3 separate regions of the Homo sapiens genome follow, and regions 1 and 2 are each linked to region 3. A link is a loop called in an ENCODE intact Hi-C map of the cell type or tissue named here. Cell type or tissue: mammary epithelial cell. All regions are shown on one strand. Region 1 overlaps NEURL1 (neuralized E3 ubiquitin protein ligase 1). Region 2 overlaps NEURL1 (neuralized E3 ubiquitin protein ligase 1). Region 3 overlaps NEURL1-AS1 (NEURL1 antisense RNA 1).

Region 1 (2,500 bases), 100 kb after region 3:
TGTGGGGTACCTGGGAAAGGGTGTGGCTGAGGCAGTCATAATGCAGTATCTTCCCCTGACTCCAGCCACAAAGCTCATACCCAGCCCTACCAATCATGAACTGGAACTCCATAAGGAGGGGCCAAATTGGGAGGCCTTTTGGCAAACAGTGTCTATTTTACAGAGAGGCAAACCAAGCCTCCTTAGTGCCCTGGGGCTGATGGTCACCCAGAGCCATAGAGCACCCTTCCTCCTGGGCCAGAGCTGGGTTATCATGGTTGGCTTAGGTACCTCAGGTGGCCCAGGAGGTCCCCCCTCCATAAGGACGTCAAACTTCCAGGAGGGCCAGTGTTCCTAGTGTGGGCCAGGAACAGGACAGGGAGACCTTGTGATGGCGGGGCAGGGAGCCTGTTCGTAGGGAAGATGAGGAGGCAAGGGCTGCCTCTCACACCTCCAGGTTCTCTAAGTTCTGGGGAGGGAGCGCCCCACCTGCTGAGGTCGGTCCTCTCAGCCCTGCCTGCCCTGGCCTGGGCTCTCCCAGCCTCCCAGCCCTCTGCCCCCTCAGATGGCTTTTTGTTTTTGTTTTTTTTTGCATCCATCAGAGACTGCACCTCTGTGTGGCAGGCAGGGCATGGGTTTTAGTCCTGGCCACTGACCAGCTGTGTGGCCCTGGCCGAGTCGTAGCCCCCTGGAGCCCAGCTTCCATTTCTATAAAATGGTTGTTTCGGGAGAGAGGGGCAGGCTTTCTGTGTGACTCGGGAGTTCTTCCGTGAGGGCTGCCAGGGGGTGGTGTGCCAGGACCTCAGGCTGGGCCTTTGTGCTGGCCTTGCAGTGGGTGTGTGGGGAAGTCACTGTCCCACTATGGGTCTCCACTACCCAGTCACTGACCCTGGGAGACCCCTTCTGTGTGGGAGGGAGCGGGGGCTGGCTAGCGGGCCCCCCAGCCAGGGATCCCAGAGGCTGAGGGTTGGGGAGAGGAAGCCATCATCTCATTACCTCTGTCAGTGCAGGGGTGGCTGCTGCTTCCCTTGTGCACTTGGGTCGCTGTGATTGTGAATAAAAGTGATTTCGTACCAGCCTGAGGGCGGTGCTGTGCGCAGAGCACTGGGGAAGGAGGGCCAGCGTGTGCGTGCACATGTGGGGGCAGGCTGGGGTGTGGAGGCCTGGTGTCCTGGATACTAGGGGAGTCATCAGGAGCTGTGGCCCTTCCCTGAGGGGTAATTGCAGGCCTCTGAGGCTTCAAGGTGGGCTGGGGCAATCAGGGAAGACTCCCTGGAGTCGGGGGCTGGAGCGTGACTTGGGTCTAGAATGCCAGGTGAGCCTTGCAAATTGGGAGAGGCTACTGCATCTGTGAGGAGCAGGGTGTGGTGGGGAAGGTGCCCTGGGATGGGGCTTCTCCTTAAGGCTGAGCAGGGCTCAAATCTGCCGCTTGTAGGGGGGTGCGCAGTGCCACCTAGGGGGCTAATGGGAGGATGACAAGTGGTCAACTCAGGTCATCAGGGGCTGTGCTCTGAGCTCCCCAGGAACAAGGCTTCCACCCCTCTCCCCAGGCTCAGACCCCCACATCTGGAGGGAGTTCAGCTGTGTTCCCACTGGTGGGTGCAGAGGCCTATACCAAATGGGTGGTGCCACTGAGGAGAAAAGGGAAGCCTCTGGATAGAGTCCTTTAGAGAAGTGTTCTAGATGCGCTAAGTGATCCGAGTGGTGGGGAAGGCTGAGGGGAGAGGGGTGGTGGGGAGGAGGCAGCCAGACTGGCCCCAAGGTCTAGGCACAGTGTTGGAATTGAGCTCATTTGGCAGCACCAGGCCTCAGAGGCACATGGGATACCTGCCTGCCCATCCTGTTCCAGGGAGGATGCTCAGGCTACCCAGCCTCTGCATGGCCTTGCACAGCCATGGCCTGTTCCTTGCATCAGGGTTACCTGGTCCTGCTTACTGGGGTCCAGCAAAAGCAGGAGAGGGTCGGGGGGCCATGCTAAGGAGCCAGCTAGGCCTGCTGGATGTGGGTCCTTGGCCCCAAGATCTGCATCTTTCAAAGCCTTGGCCACTGCCCAGAAAGCCTCCCAAAAGTGGGGAAGAGGCTGGAGGAGCTTGACCACAGCTCTCACCAAGAGTGAGAGCTGGCTCATGTCTGTAATCCCAGACTTTGGGAGGCTGAGGCAGGAGGATTGCTTGAGCCCAGGAGCTTGAGACCAGCCTTGGCAACATAGCAAGAACCTGTCTCTACAAATAATAGAAAAATCATCTGGGCATGGTGGTGCGCCTGTAGTCCCAACTACTCAGGAGGCTGAGGTGGGAGGATCGCTTGAGTAAGGGAGGTCGAGGTTGCAGTGACCTATGATCATGCTACTGCACTCCAGCCTGGGTGACAGGGTGAGACCCTGTTAAAAAAAAAAAAAAAAGCGAGAGCTTACCTACCTGCCCCCACCCTCCAGTGTCCTTTCTTTCAGAGGGCCCTGGGATCCTGAAGTCCACTTTGCAATTTGGGATAATGGGACATTGGCTGTTCAGCTGGATGGGTG
Region 2 (2,500 bases), 52 kb after region 3:
GCAAGTGGGACCCTGAGTGAAGGAGAGGGGTAAGAAAGGAAGGAAGTTTGGTGGGAGCATATCAGACTATAGTGCAATTCTAAGAAAAGTTCTGCAAGACCTTGGAGTATCCTTCAGCCAGAGCCACAGTCCCTGGCCAGTGGAGCCCCACATCTCCCAGGAATGGTCCTGCCTTAATATCCCTGCCACACGCATCACTAGCTGGGGTGAGCTGTGGGAAGCATTGCCTTGGAGCAAACATGGGGATGGACTTCAGAGCTCCACAGCTGGGGCCATCAGTCAAGCGTCCACCCTGCAGTGGAAGATCCAGAGGCCCATTTTCCTGGATGACATGGGGATGACTGGGGTGAGGGACATGAGAAGGTGACTGCTGTTGTCTCAGGCCTATCTATTGCAATAACAAATGCTGGCCTGCACTGACTTAAGCAGTAAGGAGCTGTACTATGCAGAAAACCGGATGTCCCAAGGTGGGTGGCTTTCAGGGTTGGCTGAGTCAAGGCTGTAGGATGAAGTACTTCCCATCTCTCTACTCTGCCATCCTTGGGTTGGTTTCCTTCTAGACCAGTAGTGACATGGCCATGGTGGTCCCAGGAATTGCAGCAGGACACAGTGATATCTGGAGAAAGGAGAACGACCCCTATGTTCTGTGGAGCAAGGATCCCTTTCTCAGAGGGGTTCCAGCACATTTCCCACTGCTGGGAAATCTATGCCTCATTGGCCAGAAGTGGGTCACCTGGCCATTCTTGACCATGTCACTGAGAAGGGGAATGAAACCATTGTGATTGGCTTATTGCCAGGGTATGGCACGCTGGCTGTATGTGAGAATTGCTTGGGGAGCTGGGCCCCACACTTCAGATTTCTCTATGAATTGGTCTAGCGTGGATACTGGGCATCAGTAATTGTTTTTGTTTTTGGTTTTTTTGAGACAGAGTCTCTCTCTTGCCCAGGCTGGAGTACAGTGGCGTGATCTCTGCTCACTTCAGCTTTGACCTCCTGAGCTAAAGCGACCCTCTCATCTCAGCCTTCCAAGTAACTGAGACTACAGACACACACCACCATGCCCAGCTAATTTTTATTTATTTTTTTGTAGGGACAGGGTCTTGCTATGTTACCCAGGCTGGTCTCAAACTCCTGGGCTCTAGTGATCCTCCTGCGTCAGCCTCCCAAAGTGCTAGGATTACAGGTGTGAGCCACCACACTTGGCTCTACCAGTAATTTTATTACCTCCTAGGTGATGCTGATGTGCAACCAGGGCTGAGAACTGCTGTTGTCTTGGGGTGGTGTAGATGTTGGGCATCAGCCACCATGTCCATTACAGTCACTTACTAGTTTTTTGTGGCTTAGACAAGTCACTTACCCTCTTTCAGCTTTGGTTTTCTCATCTGTAAAATGGGGTCTGGCAATAGTTACCTCCTGTGCTTCCTGGGAAGACTGAAACAGTTCGTGAGTGCTCGTAGGCTTTGCAAACTGTAAGTCACTGACACCCGGGGGCTGGCTGCTTATCATTCTTATTCAATTTGGAGGGAAAGCACAGCTCCCTCTGCTGCCAAGAACAGCCAGGGCAGAGATTTCTCTTGAGCACAGCTTCCTGTCATTAAAACAAAAAAACGAAAGAGAAGGGAAAACGACAGACTGGGAAGCCACAGGCAATTGCAGTGGGCTTTTTTCTTCTTGGAAGGCGTGGGTTTGAAGGCGCTGCTATAAATGGTTTATGCAAATGAGCTGGAGGCGCTCTGTCCCCTGCCGCTTTAATCCGGGAGAAGCTGGGAGGGAGCCAGGCACAAGGTTTTCCGCCCCTCCTCCCTGTAGTCCTGCAGTGGGGTGGCTGGGGGCAGGCAGATGCTCTTCTGCTGCCTCCAGGGAAGATGGTCAGATAAGGCTCTGCACTCTGGCTCCCCCATGTTCCAGGACACACCTGGCTGCGTGGCTTCTTGGCTCTTTCTGCTCGAGTGAGCACAGGCTAGTGCTGCCAATAGTACTGCAGGAACAAGGAGGGCCCCCACTGGTGCTGCGAGGTCACGGCCAGGCAATCTGTCACCTTTGGGTCTCACTGGGTCCACAGGGACCTGGGGCACTGGAGAGGAGCAGAAGGGGGAAGAGTAAAGAGCCCGCACCATCGGCTCCAGGCTTTCATCTTCCCTCCCTCCTCCTCCTCTTCCTCTTTTCTTCCTTTCTTCATGAAATCTACTTTGAGCATTATGGAGTGACCACCTTGTCAGATGCTAAGGATCTAGAGATAAAAAGATACCTTTCTACCTTCAGGGTGCTCCCAGTATGGGAAGGGCCTCCTGCCATGGCTGCAGGGCTGGGGCTGCACAGAGGACTGGCTGGACAGCCTTGGAGAGGGATAGTCTGGTCTATTCCATCCCAGGGCATTGGGATGATCTCAGAGGAAAGGCTCTTCTGAGCTGGGGGCTGAAGGTGAGGTGGGAGTGTTTGTGGGACCAGTGCCAGGGAGGGGCACTCCAAGGAGAGGGACAGTGTTCAAAAAGCAACAGAC
Region 3 (2,500 bases):
TAAACAAAACCCAAACAAAATGAAACAATGGGCTGGGACTTGGGGAATGGGAGGGTGCTACCTGTGGTAGCCAGGGATAGTTGTGGCTGTTTCCCATTTTAAGGTTAATTTCTCTGCCTGGAGGGAGGTGTCATGCCATTGACTAGGGTGGTCTCAATTCAGGGGAGTCCAGCTTGGCCTAGAGGCGCCCCACTTTTGTCTGCCTGAGGAAAGGTCATCACTCTGGTTGGTTCTGAACTCAGTATCCAGAGGCTCAGGGAAGGGAGTAGACTCTCAGTTAAATATGCTATTATTTTATCAACGCGGTAACTCTTCAAGACTTGAATGGATCTGGAAGCTATGGAGAGAGAGAAAGAGGAAGGGAGGTAGAGAGAGGCGAACCAGGCAGGAGCGGACAGCCAGGGTGGGAAGAACAGAGGTTGCAAGGAGAGAAAGTGACCAGGGTGGGAAGAAGCAGAGAAGGAAGGGCAGGGGGAAAGACGAGAGGGGGTGGGAAGGGGGTAGAGAGTGAAAGAAACCAGCAAGGGCCAGGTGCGGTGGCTCACTCCTGTAATCCCAGCACTTTGGGAGGCTGAGGCGGGCGGATCACTTGAGGTCAGGAGTTAGGGACCAACCTGGCCAACACGGTGAAACCCCATCTCAATTAAAAATACAAAAATTGGCTGGGCACGGTGGCTCATGCCTGTAATCCCAGCACTTTGGGAGGCCGAGGCGGGTGGATCACGAGGTAAGGAGATTGAGACCATCCTGGCTAACACGGTGAAACCCCATCTCCACCAAATATGCAAAAAATTAGCCGGGCGTAGTGGCAGGCACCTGTATTCCCAGCTACTCAGGAGGCTGAGGCAGGAGAATGGCGTGAACCCAGGGGGCGGAGTTTGCAGTGAGCTGAGATCGCGCCACTGCACTCCAGCCTGGGTGACACAGCGAGACTCCGTCTCAAAAAAAAAAAAAAAAAAAGAAGGAAAAAAAATTAGCTGGACATGATGGTGTGTGCCTGTAGTCCCAGCTACTCGGGAAGCTGAGGTTGGAGAATTGCTTGAACCTGGAAGGTGGAGGTTGCAAGATTGCAGTGAGCTGAGATCGTGCCACTGTGCTCCCACTGGGCAAGACTCTGTATAAAAAAAAAAAAAAGAGAAATCAGCAAGAAGAGAGCAACAGGGAAGGAAGGGAAGGTGGGAGTGGAGCTGCTGTTGAAGGAAGCTTCCTCAGGTCCCTGCCTGGGGCCTCCCTCTCCTGCATGCCTGTGTGTGCACTCACAACACCTACGCATGCACATACAAGGACACAGGTGTTCGCGAAAGTGCACACGTGTGCACTGACACCCACCCCCTCAGGCACTGCCCGCAGAATCTGCACTGCTGGGTGTGTGGGTGTTGCCACGGTGACTGGTGCTGGAGCATCACCTTGTGGGTATTAATAGCTTCCCCTGAAGCCATCAAAACAGTGACTTCATCAGCCCCAGTCTCCCTGGCAGTTTCCTTCTTCCTCTTCCCTTCCAGGATGGGTCTGGGAAGGGTCTTCTGGATCAGAGCCACCACCCAGGCACCCCACCCCTATGAGCTGCCTTGGGGAAGGATGGCAGGAAGGCCTCTGAGTTCTGCCCAAGGTCTGGGGGTAAGGAGACTGCTGGCCTTCTTTAACCCTCTGAGCTGGGTCTACCCTAAGTCCCTGCCAGGGAGGAGTTGCTGGGGCACAGGACTCCTCAGAAGGGCCACGCTCAACTTCTCTGAGTCCTATGCAGCCACACCAACCTCCTCTAGGTCCCTTCCTGGCCAGAGACCTAGTTGACTCTAACAGTGGTGTCCCCTCTTCCAGTACAGAGCTCCCTGAAGTACTAGGGTGAAGGTAGAGAGGGGCCTAGGGCGTGAAATATAAGAGGACCTAATTCCCAGGCTCGCGCAAGTGCAAGCTTGGTATCTGCATGAACTTGAGAGTTGGCGCCTTCTTCAATTTTGCGCCAGGGATGCCTTGGCTACCTCATCCTATCCCAGCCCTATTGATACTCCCATCAGCTCCTCAACCCTCAGTTCCCTGCCTTTGTCCCTGACGCCTCTCACCTTCCTTTGGGACTCCCTGGGATCACGCTGCCCTGAACTGCAGAACCTGGGCTGCCTCTGGACTCAGGTGAGCATCCGCCTCTGGCCTTCACTTCCCTCCTTCCCTTTGACGTCTTCCTCTCTCCCCTGCTTTGCCCATAGCCCCAGGTCTAGGCCATGTGGGGCCTGTGACATCCCTTTGTCAGGCGCGGTGGCTCATGCCTGTAATCCCAGTACTTTGGGAGTCCGAGGCAGGTGGATCACCTGAGGTCAGCAGTTCAAGACATCCCTGCTGTGCTCTACCTTTGGGGCCTCATCCCCTCCCCCATTCCCCTGCCCACACCAGGCTTCCCTGGAGCCACCGTCTGTAAATCCTAGCTAGGCCCTTGTACTTCAAACACACTCTAGCAGGATGAGTCTCAACTATGCAGAGTCCTCATATTTGTTCTAACTTGTGAAAG

The links. A loop is a pair of places that touch in the nucleus more often than their neighbours do. Peaks named below come from ENCODE experiments on the same cell type or tissue, not always from the same donor. Only the 100,000 strongest peaks of a DNase experiment are listed, where the experiment ranks them.
Region 1: a loop joins it to region 3, with 3 times the contacts of the local background. A loop is called at or near these places in 15 of 110 quality-filtered maps.
Region 2: a loop joins it to region 3, with 2.5 times the contacts of the local background. A loop is called at or near these places in 13 of 110 quality-filtered maps.

The regions. Positions count from the first base shown.
Region 1 is chr10:103,591,492-103,593,991 of GRCh38, forward strand. NEURL1 (neuralized E3 ubiquitin protein ligase 1) reads left to right here. Exons shown (of 6, transcript NM_004210.5): 6 at 1-1,055. Among named protein-coding and RNA genes, the nearest start is that of NEURL1-AS1, 75 kb to the left of the region's middle. RefSeq lists an enhancer at 921-1,215. In mammary epithelial cell, a CTCF peak has its summit at 1,446 (motif pointing left); no DNase peak of the experiment used is centred here.
Region 2 is chr10:103,541,358-103,543,857 of GRCh38, forward strand. All of the region lies in intron 1 of NEURL1 (neuralized E3 ubiquitin protein ligase 1), which reads left to right. Among named protein-coding and RNA genes, the nearest start is that of NEURL1-AS1, 25 kb to the left of the region's middle. In mammary epithelial cell, a CTCF peak has its summit at 1,550 (motif pointing left); no DNase peak of the experiment used is centred here.
Region 3 is chr10:103,489,470-103,491,969 of GRCh38, forward strand. All of the region lies in intron 3 of NEURL1-AS1 (NEURL1 antisense RNA 1), which reads right to left. Among named protein-coding and RNA genes, the nearest start is that of NEURL1, 3.0 kb to the right of the region's middle. RefSeq lists a silencer at 1,146-1,215. In mammary epithelial cell, no CTCF peak of the experiment used is centred here; a DNase peak (open chromatin) is centred at 1,342; H3K27ac peaks cover 1,071 bases.